Linked DNA regions of Homo sapiens: region 2 is linked to region 1. Evidence: chromatin contacts called from ENCODE Hi-C or POLR2A ChIA-PET data. All regions are on one chromosome and are shown on one strand. The core of a region is the stretch at or near the end of the contact, and the rest is flanking DNA. Distances in the headings are between cores, read along the strand shown. Region 1 holds the start of PPDPF (pancreatic progenitor cell differentiation and proliferation factor). Region 2 holds the start of SLC17A9 (solute carrier family 17 member 9).

The links. A loop is a pair of places that touch in the nucleus more often than their neighbours do. ChIA-PET counts read pairs that join two places held with the same protein, here RNA polymerase II (POLR2A). Pooled maps may share reads with other maps.
Region 2: a map with no recorded cell type shows a loop between it and region 1 (11-fold over the local background). The contact joins the promoter of SLC17A9 here to the promoter of PPDPF in region 1. A Hi-C loop is called at or near these places in 1 of 37 single-sample maps with no recorded cell type and 9 of 50 pooled maps. POLR2A ChIA-PET finds 5 or more read pairs at or near these places in 2 of 52 experiments (GM10248 and PC-9).

The regions. Positions count from the first base shown.
Region 1 is chr20:63,518,590-63,525,979 of GRCh38, forward strand. PPDPF (pancreatic progenitor cell differentiation and proliferation factor) reads left to right here and starts at 2,176. Exons shown (of 4, transcript NM_024299.4): 1 at 2,176-2,305; 2 at 2,695-2,774; 3 at 2,923-3,000; 4 at 3,079-3,617. The coding sequence starts at 2,720. The coding sequence ends at 3,290. LOC102723814 (a long non-coding RNA gene) reads right to left here and starts at 2,084. Exons shown (of 2, transcript XR_430332.4): 1 at 1-2,084. RefSeq lists enhancers at 1-432, 433-1,309, 1,310-2,186 and silencers at 1,459-1,708, 1,769-2,318, 2,429-2,628.
Region 2 is chr20:62,946,671-62,954,169 of GRCh38, forward strand. SLC17A9 (solute carrier family 17 member 9) reads left to right here and starts at 6,039. Exons shown (of 13, transcript NM_022082.4): 1 at 6,039-6,219. The coding sequence starts at 6,161. It overlaps GID8 (GID complex subunit 8 homolog), which reads left to right. Exons shown (of 5, transcript NM_017896.3): 5 at 1-1,805. RefSeq lists an enhancer at 5,449-6,278 and silencers at 5,830-6,149, 6,160-6,259.

The DNA of each region.
Region 1 (7,390 bases), core at 926-3,425:
CACGGCTCCCAGCAAGAGCCATGGCCAGGGGCCAGTCGGCAGCCCCTCTGCCCGACAAGGATGTGGGCCAGCGTCGTCTGCACTTCAGAGGAGACGAGAACCAGGAGGCGGCCCCCGAGGGCATCCCGCGGGTCCTCACGGAGGCTGCGTTCTCCCACCTTGGCCAGGATGCCCCGGGAACACCATGCAGCGTCTCTGAGGCTTCCTGTGCAGAGGGGCTCACAGAGCCCCCACCGGCCTGGTTTAGTAAATGCAGTTTTTACCTTTTCACTTTAAAGGAAAATGAAAATTCCTCCTTTCAGACGCTCTGTGACTGATGTTGACCGGTGTTGACTGGTGAGGTTGAGAATGAGGTGAGCTGGGTCAGGCCAGCCTAGAGGGAAGCGGGTGACCTGGAAGGCCGTGCTGTCAGGCGTGGTCGGCAGTCGGCCCCACGGCTCCTTCAGGGTGGGCCTGGACCACAGACACCTCACCAGGGTCTCCCGTCCCTGGGCGGCTGCATATGGGTCCAAGCAAGCCACAAAGGCTGTGCCAGCCAAGCCCAACGCAGGCCGCCCCTACAGTCCCTGCCCGGCCCTGCACCCTCCCCACCCCTTCCCAGGTGCTGATCACCAGTACTCACTCTGCACCCCAAACCCCAAACCCCGTCTCAGCGTCTGCCCCTGAGGACCCTCTGAGTGTCAACCCAACTGACCCGTCTGCCTCATCAGTGACCCCTCGGGGCTGCACACCTCTCCCATCGCAGGTCCTGGCACTGCTCTCCGGCACCGAGCTCCCCCTCCCAGGTGGGGCTCAGGCGGTTCCCTGCCCTCCGTCCTTAGACCTCAGCTGAAACCTGAGCTCTCCCCACCACCCGCCCCCGCCAGCCTCTGCACTGCTCCCCACGGGAAGGCCGTTCTCCCTTGGTTTACCGTTCCCTGCGCTTGGCTCGGCCATGTGCACATAGTAGGTGCTTACCACACTCGTGCAATGAACACACAGAGCGGTGCAGGGCCCAGGACAGCGCCTTCCCCACGTGCTCAGGGGGCACAAGGGCGTCCCTCCAAGTCTTGCTCAGGGGCCTCCCAGGGTCCCTGCCCAGCTGTGGGTCCTCACTGAGCACCCGGCGAGGACAGAGTACGGCATCCGTTGGCCTCGATCTCCGGAACAACACGGGCACACGGCCGTCCCAGCCAGCAACGAGAGCCACGAAACAAATCCACCCGGGCTGACTCCCGAAGCCCTCGGACTGTTCCGCCCCACGGACCTCCCGGACCCTCTCTTCCACGGGGAAGACACCGCCCAGCCAGGACCGGGTGTATAAAGAAACGGGATTTCCGTAGGGGCAGGCCGATTTCCCCTGCGGGGCCGAGGGAGGTGTGGGGAGGATTCTGCGCTGGGGGGAGGAGGAGAGGGAGGACGCCTTTCTGCCTGGGAAGGGAAAACGCGCCCCCTCCTGATTGGCATGGCGGGCCGTCCCCCGGGCCCCAGGGCCCTGCCGGGAACGCTCTGGGCTCCCCAAACATGGGGTCTCCGAGCAGTGGGGCCCAGCCTCTGCCTCCGGCGACTGGAGACTCACCTCACCCGCCCAAATCCGCCCCGCTCTCCGACTGGGCCCCGCCTCCCACTGCCCCGCCATCCGCCCACCCTTTCACCGCCCCCTGCGGGCAGCAGGCGCGTCCTGGGGCTGGGCAACCGGGGTGCAGGTTCCGGAGCTGCCAGAGCTGTGAGGGGGACTCGGGAGAGATCCAGGTTCCTCTGGCTGCGAAGTCCCTGGAGGCCGGGCCGGAGGGCTCCGCGCACGTAGCACTTTTTGGCCCGCCCGGCGCCCCCGTCGCCTCCACAAGGGCTGAAGAGGACGGGCGGGCTGGACCAGGCGGGGCTCCGAGACGCGTCCGAGACGGGGGCCTGGGCCCGGGAGAGGGGCGGGGGCTGGGCTCCCGGACCCGGGCGCGGGGCCTTTTAACCCCTGCAGACCCAGGACCGGCCGGGCCGCCCCAAGACGAACGCCGCAGGGCTGGGCTCAGCCCAAGCCAGACGGCGAGAGTCGCACCGAGGTGGAAGCTGGGGGCGCGGCCTCGCCGGGGCCAGGAAAGGGGCGGGGCCGGGTGGGGCCCGGGGAGGAGCCTGTGCGCCCCGCCCTCCGTGACGCGCCGCGGCCCCCGCGCATATAAGTGGGCGCGTCCGCGCGTGCGCACCCCGCGCGCGCCTCTCTGTCGTGGCGCGGCTTCCCGCGGTCTTCTCTGCAAATGGGCTCCGTGGCCTAGCGCCCCCGTCCCCGCCACCCGTGATCGTGCGCCGAGGCCCGCGAGGGGTCGCCGCCCAGGTGAGGGGCGCCGCGCGCGGGTGGGACGAGCAGGCCCGAGGGGCGGGGGGCGAGGGGCGGGGCTGGGCCGGGGGCTCCTCTCCTCTCCGCCTGGCGAGCGCTGGGCTCGGGGTCCCCGGCGGGCTCCTCTCGGGTCGGGCGGGTTGGGACGGCGCCCACCAGGTTCCCGACGTCTGGGCCGGGGCCCCGCGCACAAAGCGCCTTTGTTCCACCCGCTCGGCCGGTTTGGGCTGGTTGGAGCCGCCCGCGCCCCGCGCGGCGAAGGCGGTGCCGGGAGCTGGGGAGCCCCGCCTCGGTAAATAACCCAGCGCGGCGGCTCCACCCGCTGGGGAGCGCCCTTCATGACGGAAGGCCGCTGACCCGAGGGGCTCCTCCACCCCCATGCGCAGATCCCACCAGCCAGCAAGCTAAAGCATGGCGGCCATCCCCTCCAGCGGCTCGCTCGTGGCCACCCACGACTACTACCGGCGTGAGTAGCCCCTGCCCCCCATCCACGCGGATGCTCTGCTGGCGCCAGTGCCGGCCCCGTGCAGGCTGCGGAACCAGCGCTCGGCCTGAAGGCCGGTGGGCTGGGGGGCTCCGCGCCCCGCGTTGCTGACGGGACCTCTCCTCTCCAGGCCGCCTGGGTTCCACTTCCAGCAACAGCTCCTGCAGCAGTACCGAGTGCCCCGGGGAAGCCATTCCCCACCCCCCAGGTGAGTGCAGGATCGCCCCTTTCTCCCCCCGCTCCTCCAGGAGCTGGCAGCATCAAGACCCCACTTCGCTTCTCTCAGGTCTCCCCAAGGCTGACCCGGGTCATTGGTGGGCCAGCTTCTTTTTCGGGAAGTCCACCCTCCCGTTCATGGCCACGGTGTTGGAGTCCGCAGAGCACTCGGAACCTCCCCAGGCCTCCAGCAGCATGACCGCCTGTGGCCTGGCTCGGGACGCCCCGAGGAAGCAGCCCGGCGGTCAGTCCAGCACAGCCAGCGCTGGGCCCCCGTCCTGACCTGAGCGGTTACCACCAGCCCCAGGCCTGCGGAGGCGCTAGTCCACCAGAGCCCCTCCCCGCCCCTCTCCCCACTCCGCATCCCTCGCCCCCCTCCCCACCTCCCACCCCCCACCCTGTAAACTAGGCGGCTGCAGCAAGCAGACCTTCGCATCAACACAGCAGACACCAAAAACCAGTGAGAGCCCCGCTCTCTACCGCCCGGCCCCAGCACTCGCTAGCTTTCCTGACACCTGGAACTGTGCACCTGGCACCAAGCGGAAAATAAACTCCAAGCAGCCAGTAGCCCCGATGGTGTGTGCCTGAGCTGTGTGGCCCGAGGTTCCATTTGAGTGTGAGAAATGGCTGAATCCCTCCCGACCTCACTGCCTTGTGGGGGCTGGCCCTGCTCCCAGGCCTTTCTGGGCCTCCTCACGCTGTGAGGCTGTTGCTGGGGCTGATAAGGGTGGGGTTCACTGCTGCTTCTGGAGAGCCTTGGACAGCAGGCAGTCCTGGAGCTGGACAAGCAGGACCCAGGGCAGCCACTGAGGTGGGCCCCCGTGCCACCTTTAGCGGGGGGAAAGGGAGCAGGGAGGGCTGGTCCTCTGAGGGATTCAGGCCCCTTACCCGAGGGCCTGCGGGGCGGGGAGTAGCCTCTGGCTGTGAGCTGGGAAGCCCTCACTCTGGAGGGACCTGGTTCCTGCTGGTAGGTGTCTCCCAAGGGCCTCCCATAGGGGTGTTGCCCCAAGACAGGCTGAGGGGTAGGGGCTGCAGGCACCGTGGAGGGGTCTTCCTGCCACAGGCAGCCCAGCTTAAAGTGAGGGTGGCTGCATCATTCTGGCCTGGTATAGGCATGGAGTGTTGGAGTCCGGGAGTGCTGCAGGCTGGCAGGGATGGGGGTCCACACACAGGAGTGCATGGGCTGTGAGCTTAGTAGACTCCTTCATAACCAAGGTGGGTGGTGTCCCCACACCTCTGCCAGGAGCCTACAGGGATTGACTCAGTTCTGTTGAGAGGCAGCTTAGTGAGCAGGTGGGAGTCAGTGAGATAGCTGGAGACTTGATGTGTGGCCAGGGACATGGTGAGAGGAGGGGCCTCCGTGGGGTGGGAAAGGGTGGGGTTCAGTGGTGGGGGAGGGACTCTGGGGAGGGGTGGGGATCAGTGGGTGCTCCCTGCCTGGTACCCTGTTCCACTGCACTATAAATAGCTGTACTAGTTGGTGGGAAGCTGGTGGGAAGGCATCTGGCTTGTGGCCTCTGATGGCTGAGCCTTTGTCCTGTCCACAGGGTGGAGGCAGCCTCACCCAGCCATCCAAGCCGGTGGTCAGTGCTGAGGCTGGGTGGGGGAGCCTCCGATGGACCCAGGAGTGGGAGGCTGCTCCTAATGGCAGTTGAGCCCCCTGCAGCCTTTTGCAGTGTCCAGATGAAGCCCACAGAGACCCTCCTCCATGTACACACAGCTGTGAGGGTAGCAGGAGTTGGTGTTGAAGGGAGAGCCCAGCCACGCTCAGGTCCCCACCACACATGGCCTGGGGGGGCTCCGCCCTTGGCTGAGCTGGAGGGCTTGGGGTCAGGACCAAGGGTGGGTCCACCCTGCTTGGAAAGAAGCTGTCCTGGCTTTTGGAGTCAGCGGGGGAGGGGCACTGCCCGGGAGCTGGTGTCTTGTTGGAAGGGGCAGCTGGGAGTAGGGAGCAGCCGAGCCACAGGCTGCCCGCGGCATCGTCCCCTGCCTCGGGTCAGGGGGCCCCTTGACTGGAGGACCTCACAACCCTGGGGGTGTCCATGGCCTGTTCCTGGGAGCTGCACCCTCATCAGATTCTCTGTAGGGGGAGAAGTCATATCTTTTCCTCACCCATCACAAGCTTCATGGCTGAGACCTGTTAGAAACAAAATGCTTCCTCGGTGCCACAAAGAAATAGCACTCAAACATTAATTTTCTCAGCAAGGCAATTTTTACTTCTATAGAAGGGTGCGACTCGCGGATGGAGCAATGGTGAGAGCGCACCTGGACAAGGGAGGGGAAGGGGTTCTTATTCCTGACACAGGTAGCCTCTACGGCTGTGTCATTCCCCTGTTGGGTGGGGTTGGACTGCACACTCTAAGGTAATTCTGATTGACTATTTTAAAGAGAGCAGGGGTGTGACCCAGAGTGGTGGGGTGAGTAGTTTGGCAGGAAGGACAGGAACAGGTAGCTAAAGATGACTTAGGTCAGAGCAGGTGACCAGGGGCCGGGTGCGATGGCTCACGCCTGTAATCCCAGCACTTTGGGAGGCCGAGGCGGGTGGATCATGAGGTCAGGAGATCGAGACCATCTTGGCAAACGTGGTGAAACCCCGTCTCTACTAAAAATACAAAAAAAATTAGCCAGGCGTGGTGGCGGGCACCTGTAGTCCCAGCTACTCGGGAGGCTGAGGCAGGAGAATGGCAGGAACCCGGGGGGCGGAGCTTGCAGTGAGCGGACATCGCACCACTGCACTCCAGCCTGGGCAACAGAGCGAGACTCCATCTCAAAAAAAAAAAAAAAAAAAAACAGGTACCAGGATGAGTCAGGACGGAGCAGGTGACCAGGGGAACAGATGTGAACTATTGATTAAAACTGGTGGAAAAGGTTGTTTACTGAAACTATGCACGAGTTAAATGGAGAACAAAGAACTGAACATACATGCTGAGTCCTCTAAGAGAAATCTAGAACTCACTGTATCCAACAGACCCTTGAACAAAAGACAGATTAAACTGGGCGCAGTGGCTCACGCCTATATTCCCAACACTTTGGGAGGCTGAGGCAGGTGGATCACTAGAAGCCGGGACTTCAAGTCCAGCTTGGTCAACATGGCAACCAACACGGCAAAACCCTGTTTCTATCAAAAACAAAAAAATTAGCCAGACGTGGCGGTGCATGCCTGGAGTCCCAGCTACTGGGGAGGCTGAGATGGGAGGATCCCCTGAGCCCGGGAGGCGGAGGCTGCGGTGAGCCAAGATTGCGCTACTGCACTCCAGCCTGGGCGTCAGAGAGCAAGACTCTGTCTTAAAAAAAAAAAAGAAAAAGCATACAAACATTTAATGCGAGTTCCATGTGATGTGGGCCCCTTCAAAACAAAGACCAAAGAAATGGTCTATTTCACAGCGGAGCAGGAGTGAGCGGAGGATGGAAGGGTGTGATCAAGGCCCGACTTGACTCTGACATCCCTTTCCTCTGGTTAGGGGGCGGGACACCACGTGAGGGTCTGCAGGGAGAGGGTCTGGGAGTGGCCTTCCTGGGTTTTATGGCCTGCTTCAGGGAAGAAAGGCAGGGAGGTTAGAATGGCCTCAACGGTGAAATATTTATCTTTTTCTTCCTCCCTAATCCCAGAATTCAGAAACTGTTAGTGGGTTTGCATAAGTTCAATGAGAATCTGTTCTTGTAATAGGGCACAATTGAAAACATTGGTTATATTACCAAGGCTTTGACTGGAATGTCCTATTTTCAGATACGACTAAAGGAGTTAGGGTTGACTGCATGGTCCAATAAAGCCCCTTGGAAAAAAGCTGGCCTGGTACCTCACATACGTGGTTCCCTTACAGATGAGTAAAGAATGTCAATTCCTGGCAGGTCCCAGAATCTTAAGATACCTTAGGGACCTCAAGAAGAGAGGAATTCCCCTAAATCTGTACTTATTGCAGGCAAAGTCTGATGGCAAGTCTTTGCGATGGCTTCCTAGCCTCAAGAGGCTTTTAAAAGCCCAATCTCAGATTCCTTATAAAAAGTTCCAGTAGGCCAGGCACAGTGGCTCACACCTGTAATCCCAGCACTTTGGGAGGCCACGGTGGGCAGATCACGAGGTCAGGGGATCGAGACCATCCTGGCTAACACGGTGAAACCCCGTCTCTACTAAAAATAAAAAAATTAGCCGGGCATGGTGGCGGGTGCCTGTAGTCCCAGCTATGCGGGAGGCTGAGGCAGAAGAATGGCATGAACCCGGGAGACGGAGCTTGCAGTGAGCCGAGATCGCGCCACTGCACTCCAGCCTGGGCGACAGAGCAAGACTCCGTCTCAGGAAAAAAAAAAAAAAAAGTTCCAGTAAAGCAAATTTTAAAAGAGCCCACGTGTCCAGGTGTACCTATAATCCCAGCACTTTGGGAGCC
Region 2 (7,499 bases), core at 4,789-7,288, 570 kb before region 1:
GAAATGCTGCCTTCCAACTACCACTCTCCCAGATGTGACCCTTGCGATTATTTCCTCTGAGGTTTGAGGATGAAGATAAGTTGGAGGGAAAGAGAGTAACTAATAGGGGATGAAATATAGCAGAAGCTAGAAGAAAGCGGTGAGGTGAGAGAGATGCATCTGCACGTTTTCTTCAACAGCACCAGGTGATTCAGCATATTCCTAATTACCTTTCACTATTCGTGTATATAAGATCGTTTACTTGCATAATATATCATCAATTTGACATATTCTTAAAACTAGAGGGTGTGAGAAGCACAGCAATAGGAAGTCTCTCCACAAACTAGGGGAACACAAATGGGGTCATTCACGTGCCTGGACTGTCACTATGTGGCTGTCACGTGAAGTGCTGGTGTTGATTTCCATTTCAGCCAGTGGGTAGCTGATAAGCCAGTGCCAGCATCCAGCATGAGCAGATGTCGGGGAGACTGGGAAGTCTCCAGCGTTACTGCTCTCCTTCCCTTCATGATAAGCCAGTGCCAGCATCCAGCGTGAGCAGACGTCGGGGAGACTGGGAAGTCTCCGATGTTACTGCCTGCCTTCCTTTCGTGTGAGGGGCTGCACTTGCTTTTCTTGTGATCTGTTAGTGGACGAGGTCTTCCAAGGAAGTGCTTTGCACACTTTCTTTGCTCCTTTTTACAGTCTTTGTCTTTGCAGCAAGCAAATGAAATTAAGCCACTTTGGGATAATGAACATTCAGTATAATTCTACTTTGTCTCATTTTGGATCTCACTGTTGTCTTTATAAAAATGGCACATTTTACAAAGTAGTTTATTCTTATTATACTTTCTGCTGGAGAGTGCCTTGAAATAAAATGTGAGAGTATTCTGGTACTCTGTGTTCCAGATGCATGAAATTGGGTGAGGAATAACCCCTAGTCTGGAATCTTTGTGAAGCATAGGGTTATTGCAAGGCAAATGGGAACTAACACATCTTGCCATTTGAATCAGGGTCTCCAGTTTCTAGAAAAGGCAGACACTGGTTGGGACCAAAGTCTCCATGGCACATGACTGAAGACTGGTGGTCGTGTGTGTGCGGAGTCCACGGAAGCCTCGGGGAGGTGGAGCTGCTCCTTCCATTCCGTCAGGACGTGATCTGAAAACATGTAGAGAAGATGAGTTGAGGACAGCTTTTCTAAGGCAATGTGATGTCTTTGCTTTCTTATTTCTCTTTCTCTGCGTTGTTAGTTTTGAAGAGTGGAGGAGCTAGGGGCTCCAGAAAGAATCTTACACATGTGTTGAAGACATTGATGTCATAGGGAGCGGGGAGCTGCATTCCCTTCTGGGCTGTTACTGCTAAATCTCAGTATGAACAGACCAGGCGGAAAGCTTGGTGGCCAAGCAGTCTGTGTGCTTCCCCGCTGATGGAGAACGTTGCGTTGTTCACAATAGGGCCTCATGGGTGTAGCCGCATGGCAGACCCATGGCTGGCGCAGCTGCCTGTTGCCGTCTGTCTTCAGTAACTGCTGCTCTGTTAACTGTTCTATTCTGATACTACGCGTGTTGTTTTTTACAACAGGTATGTTTTTGTTTCAGAAATATGTATTGCTTTTCTCATATTTTTTGCAAATTGTATTGTCAACATGGGTCATTTAAAGTCCTGTATGAACCATAACCTGCTGTGGTACCTTTGTACATGTTTGATTCTGTATTCTTTATTCCAGTGTGGCATATGTGCCCCTCTGTATCTTTTGAGAAGTGCGGAATAGGTTGCTTCTACCACCTGTTCTTAATGTAACAGTAAAAGTTTTCACATTTTTCTCAGAACTGTTATCTGGAAGCTCTCTTTTTTCCTAAGGGTATTTTAATAACAAATACTGATGCATTTGTATTGAAAGTTGATATCTTGGAATGGAAGGACAGAAGAAAGCTCGCCTCTTGGAACTGTAGTTGGCTCTCCTCTCACTCTGACAGTGCTGCCCCTTTTAGTTTGTAAATCTGTACTTGGTGTGTTTAATTTGAAACCTATCGGCTGCTCTCTTGACTGGGGCACTTAATGTTTCATAAACTAATTTCCTTGGTGTGAAGGAAGTAGAACTTTTGAGCTACCCACTGCATGATTTTAAACTGATTTTAATAGCCTAAGTAATTACTCTTTTTTTTTTTTTTTTTTTGCTTAATGAAATTTTCCAAACATATTAAAAACAGAGGGAATACGCCAGCACATCCCAGTATCCACCAGTCAGCCTGACACCCACCACCACCTGCCAGAGCCCCAGGCAGGAGATAACTACAGGTGTCTGATTCTGGGTGGCTACCATGCTTTCAGGGCCATGAGCGTCTTCATGAGTGGAAGGCAGTTGTAGGGTTCTTGGAAAGGACTCAGACTGACCCCTTCAAGGGCCTGAGGTGAAATTCAGAAACTGCCCATGCAGAGAAGCTGAGCAGCGGGCATCATGGAGCGAGGCGTTGAGAGCTTGCATGTTTGTTGGGTATCAGAGAACAGGGAAGGCCTCTCCTCACCTGCTGCTCCTCCCTATGTGGCAGTGGCATGTCACAGTGTTCTTGATGTTCACACACCTGTGCCAGTCCATTAGCCTCACGGGTCAGAAGGCAGCACGGTAGTTCTTAGTGGAGGTGGGCATCACCAGGAATGCTTCAGTGTGAGCTCCCACACTACAGTCTGGAGGCTCACACCATCCTTGCACACATGGCCTTCCTGTCTTAGATATTCTGCCTTATTTTGGAATGCCATCTTTGCTTGTGGTTTTTCACTTCTGTTAAAGTAGAACATGGGGTTTGAATGGGCCTTTGGTGTAACTAGCTATGGCAAGAATCTTTTAAGAGATGTGCTCTTTGGAGATACAATGTCCTGAGCTTGTTTGCCTTTTCCAGAAGCCACAAAATGGCTTTGAAGATAAACAGGCCCATGCTACAGAGCCACCGGCACAAGGCACCTGGTGTGCAGGAGCTGAGGTGCAGCCTGTGGTTAATTGATAATAATCATGTCCCCACATCTGCACAGTGGGGGCTGTTTCTCTCATTTCACACCCCAGTATCCACCAGTCAGCCTGGTGCATGTGTGCGGGGAATATTTAAAGGGAATGTGACGTTCTGATTTGTCTGTAACATTTCAGTGTCACCTAGTTCAAGGCCAGGTTTACGGGTCCAAATTGTCCATAGTACAGAAGACCATTTATCAGGTGAAGCCCGTAAAGCCATAGGCACAGCTATAACCAAAAGAATTCATGAAAGGAGTAACAACTGAAGGTGAGTGGGTTTCCTCATGTTTGTAAATGCAGGTCACGTTGCAGGCTCTTCCGCCAGCTGTCCGTCCATGCAAGGCAGTTGGTCACCCCGCAGGCTCACTTCGGAGATGAAGAGTGCTGGGTGCAGCAGCGCCTCCTGTCCTTGGGTCTCTGTGTATTTGAGGTGGAATTGATGAGCTTGGGAACCAGGGAGAAGCGGTGGAGCTGCTGTTGCCTTGAGCTGCCCGTGTCAGGCAAGGTCTCCGCCTGGCTGTGACTTCTGCTTCCTGGAGACACATCTGTAGGCGTTCCTCACACAAACAAGGTTTTCTCCCTCTTGTGGATCACGGTGTGTGACTGACAGCTTTGGTAATTTTCCCAGCTGGCTTTGAAAGTGAAGCAGGCTGACCCGTCACCAAGAATTCTCTGCCATGGAGGGTCATGGAAGAACGGGAAGAGGTGCTGGCGGTCACAGCAGCCCAGGGTTCGTCTGTGCTCGTTTATAGATTTGTGTGCCCATCCAGTCCTCACTGGGCCCTCCCAGTTTTAGAAATGTTGAACACTAGTGCTTGTAAGATTCGAACAATGAGTTTACCAGCTCTGAGAAAAATGAACTGCTCCAGAACCTTCAAGAATGTTTCTCTGTATCACGCCCACATCACACCGAATCCATTTGTCGTCATTGCAGAGTTCATCTTTCTGGTTTTGAGCACCATCTCACACAGTTCTTTGTCTTTTTCCAGTCTGCTGTTGACTGGGTTAGCTCAGCCCGAAAGGTGCCCCCACCTTTGAGGCAGTTCCCGCACGTGATGTCCAGTACCGCGGTCTTCCCTCTTGCTGCTGCCTGTCAGTCATGGCAGAGGAAAGTGTCATCTGTCAGTCTCCTTTTCATGGACTCCTCATCTTGAGAATTGTAGTTGGGCTGGAAGGTTGCAGGGCTAAGTGGGGTGCAGGGAGGAGCCCCAGGCCCAGGGCTGGCTTGTCTTGGTTTACAAGAAGCTGTGCGGGGTCTCCTGGGGCGTCTGTGGGGGGTGTGGATGCAGAGGCTGAGCAACGGGCGCCATACGTAGTGAGGTGTGGATTTGCTTTAGGAAAATCTCTAGCATCGTCTCCCTATAGCAGCACTTGAAATAAACAAGAAGTTAGGTGGGCCAGGCCCAACAAGAGGGAGGCACGCAGCCTTCCAGAAGCAGAGGCCAGTGGGTGCTGGCTGTGACTGCCCTGTCCGCAAGGTCACCCTGTGTCCTTGAAAACCCAGGTGTTGACTGTCTATTGTCCCTACATAATTTTTCACCTTAGGCCTCAAAGATGCTTGGGTGCGGGGCAGCTCTCAGAATCCACCAGAAGCGTGGAGAGCCTCCATCTGGCCACTACCAGCACCCAGCTTTATAATGTCCCTGTGAGATGGCCCCTTCACCCACCCAGCCATCCCTGCATGGCCCGTTTCTTCAGCTCATCCAGCCTTCACTCAGGTGTCCAGGGGTGCCTCCTCAGCCCAACCTATTTGAAGTAACACCCCTTCCCTACCCCTTTCACTACTTTGATTTTTGTCTACCTGCCCCAGAACATCAGCTCCAGGAGGAAGGGGACTTTGGGTAACCAGATGGCAAATGTCTGCTGCAGCATGATCACAGATCTCGGTAGGAAATCACCATCACAGAGTGAATGGAAGCGAATCACCTCAAAGAGGGTGCTGTTGACAGCGATACGTTTAGCAACAGTTTCCAAACTTCCTGGCTATGGGCTAGGGCTGTTTGGGGCAATAAACCTCTCTCTGCCACCATCTTTTCACCTACCCTACGTCAGGATGGATGAAAGTATGACCTTGCTTTTCAGGGTGCCCGTGTCTTTCTGTTCAGAGGGCCCTGGGAGCAGGCCCTGCAGTGCAGTGGGTTGGGCTGTTGGAGACCTGAGGGCTAGGGGGAGGGAGGGGGTAAATGTGGGTCTGTTCTAAGTGCAAGGCCCTGCCTTAGACGTGTCTCCCTCGGCCCCTGGGTGGTGGCTGCTGCGTGGAGGATGGACTGAGGTGGGCCCTAGTGGAGGTGGGGGCAACGCCTGAGGAGCAGGCCCTGCCGCCTCCTGGGGAAAGGCTGCATGGTTGAGGCCTTCCCCTGCTGGCTTCATCCTTGGCATGGCAGCAGGAGCACACAGAGTGGGGGCCCCACCCCGTCACCCCTGCCCCCGAGCCCAGAACCTGGCCTGTGATGGGTCCTCAGGACACCTTTTGTCCAGGAACCCAGGGGCCAATGACAACCTTCACAGGCATCTGCTGAGAAGACATGGGCCAGCGCTGGATTTGTCCAGCTCTCCCAGGCTTGGTCCAAGGGCTCAGGAGTGGACCCATCCCTGCCCCGAAAGATCCATTTTAAAAATCAGTGACCCTGTACTTTTACTCTCTTTGCACTTGGTTAAGACTTTATCCCTGATTTTATTTGATCGGTAAGGCAGGGACTGCCATCATTCCCCATTTTATAGACAGAGGACAGACGGCCCCATGGCTCCGTGTCGTGTCCAAGGGATGGGCTGGCACCTCTTGGACCAGGCTTACCACCAGGGCCCTTCTCTGAAGCCCCAGTCTGACCGGCCTGCTGCTGGGAATCCCCCTCTGCCCCCACACTAACCTCTGCTGGGGCTGAGCCAGGGCGCGTCGGACAGTCAGGGCGACCCAGCCAGGGCGACCGTTGGCCCCGCTCCTATGGGGCAGCAGGGACCGACGTCAGCAGGGTGGGGCGGGCACCCGAGTGGTATGCCCCGCCCTGCCCCGCCTGCCCGCCCTGGTGGCCGTCTGGGGGCGACAAGTCCTGAGAGAACCAGACGGAAGCGCGCTGGGACTGACACGTGGACTTGGGCGGTGCTGCCCGGGTGGGTCAGCCTGGGCTGGGAGGCAGCCCCGGGACACAGCTGTGCCCACGCCGTCTGAGCACCCCAAGCCCGATGCAGCCACCCCCAGACGAGGCCCGCAGGGACATGGCCGGGGACACCCAGTGGTCCAGGTGTGGCGGGGGTGAGGGGAGGGGGGGTGGGAGCGGTGGAGATGGGGCCGTGGGGAGGGAGCTGAGATACTGCCACGTGGGACGATGCTAGGTGGGGAGGGCTGAGCTGGGCGGGCTCCTCTGGCTGTGGGGCCCCCTGTGTTCCTTGTGGGAGGTGGAAGGAAGTGAGTGCCCTGTCCTTCCTCCCTGCCATGAGATTCCAGGACCGGACCTGGCAAGTGCCCTATCCCAGCCAGTGTTCCTGGGGCTCTTCCAGGCAGGGCTATGTTCCCCAGGCCAGGGGCATTGTCCTGGACAGTCAGGAGGCATACCCCTCGCCAGGTGGAACCACCCTGTGTATGCATGACCCTGACAAGCAGGCGCCAGGACAGTCAGGAGGCCAGGTAGGGGGCACGGGCTGGAGCCTGCAGCTGGACGGGGTTGGGGGGGGTCCTGCCACCACGTGCCAGCTGTGTGCTGAGGACGAGCTCCCCGCTGGCTTCAGCTCTCGGAGCATTTGGTGGTGGGGAGAAGCAGGGCCTGGGCAGGTCGCCTGGCCACCAGCACTGCTGCCTGTAGGAGGCTCCCTGGGCAGGTGACGCCTCAGAAACCGGGCGAGATGGTGACCGCGGGCCATTGGTCAGCTGGGGAGGGCCTCTGCCAGGGAGCTCCTGAGAGCAGCCCCCACACTGCTGAACCCCTTGGCTCTGGGTCTTGGGCTGAGGCCTTAAGTGGCTGGACCCTGGGCCTAGACTCAGGCCCTGTGGGTTCCAGAGCAGTCTCCTGCCTGCACTGAGTCCCCAGGGTACCTACCCTGACCATGGCAAGGTAATGGCACCTTCTGGCCCCACCAGTTCCCAGCTGTATGAGGGCTGAGGACCCTAGAAGTGCTGGGAAGAGTTGTAGGAAGGCCCAAAGGGGCAGTGCCACCATCGGATGTTGGCACCCAGATGAAGGGAGCGCTGGCTGCATGGGAAAAGCTGGCAGCCCAGATCACAGCCCTGTCAGGCGCCAATTAGAGGGGAGGGCTGCCCTCAGCGGGCCCTGCCCCTTGCTCTCTTCCTCTTCCCCCACCCACGTTCATCCAGGCCTGCCGGGCAGGGCCAGCTCCCCAGGGATTCAGGGCCTCCTCACTGGCGGCTGGTTTGAGTGGCTCCGCCTTCACTACGTCCCTCCCAGGCTCGATGTTTAAAAAGGAGCCCTTGCCGCAGCCTTCACTACGTCCCTCCCAGGCTCGATGTTTAAAAAGGAGCCCTTGCCGCAGCCTTCACTACGTCCCTCCCAGGCTCGATGTTTAAAAA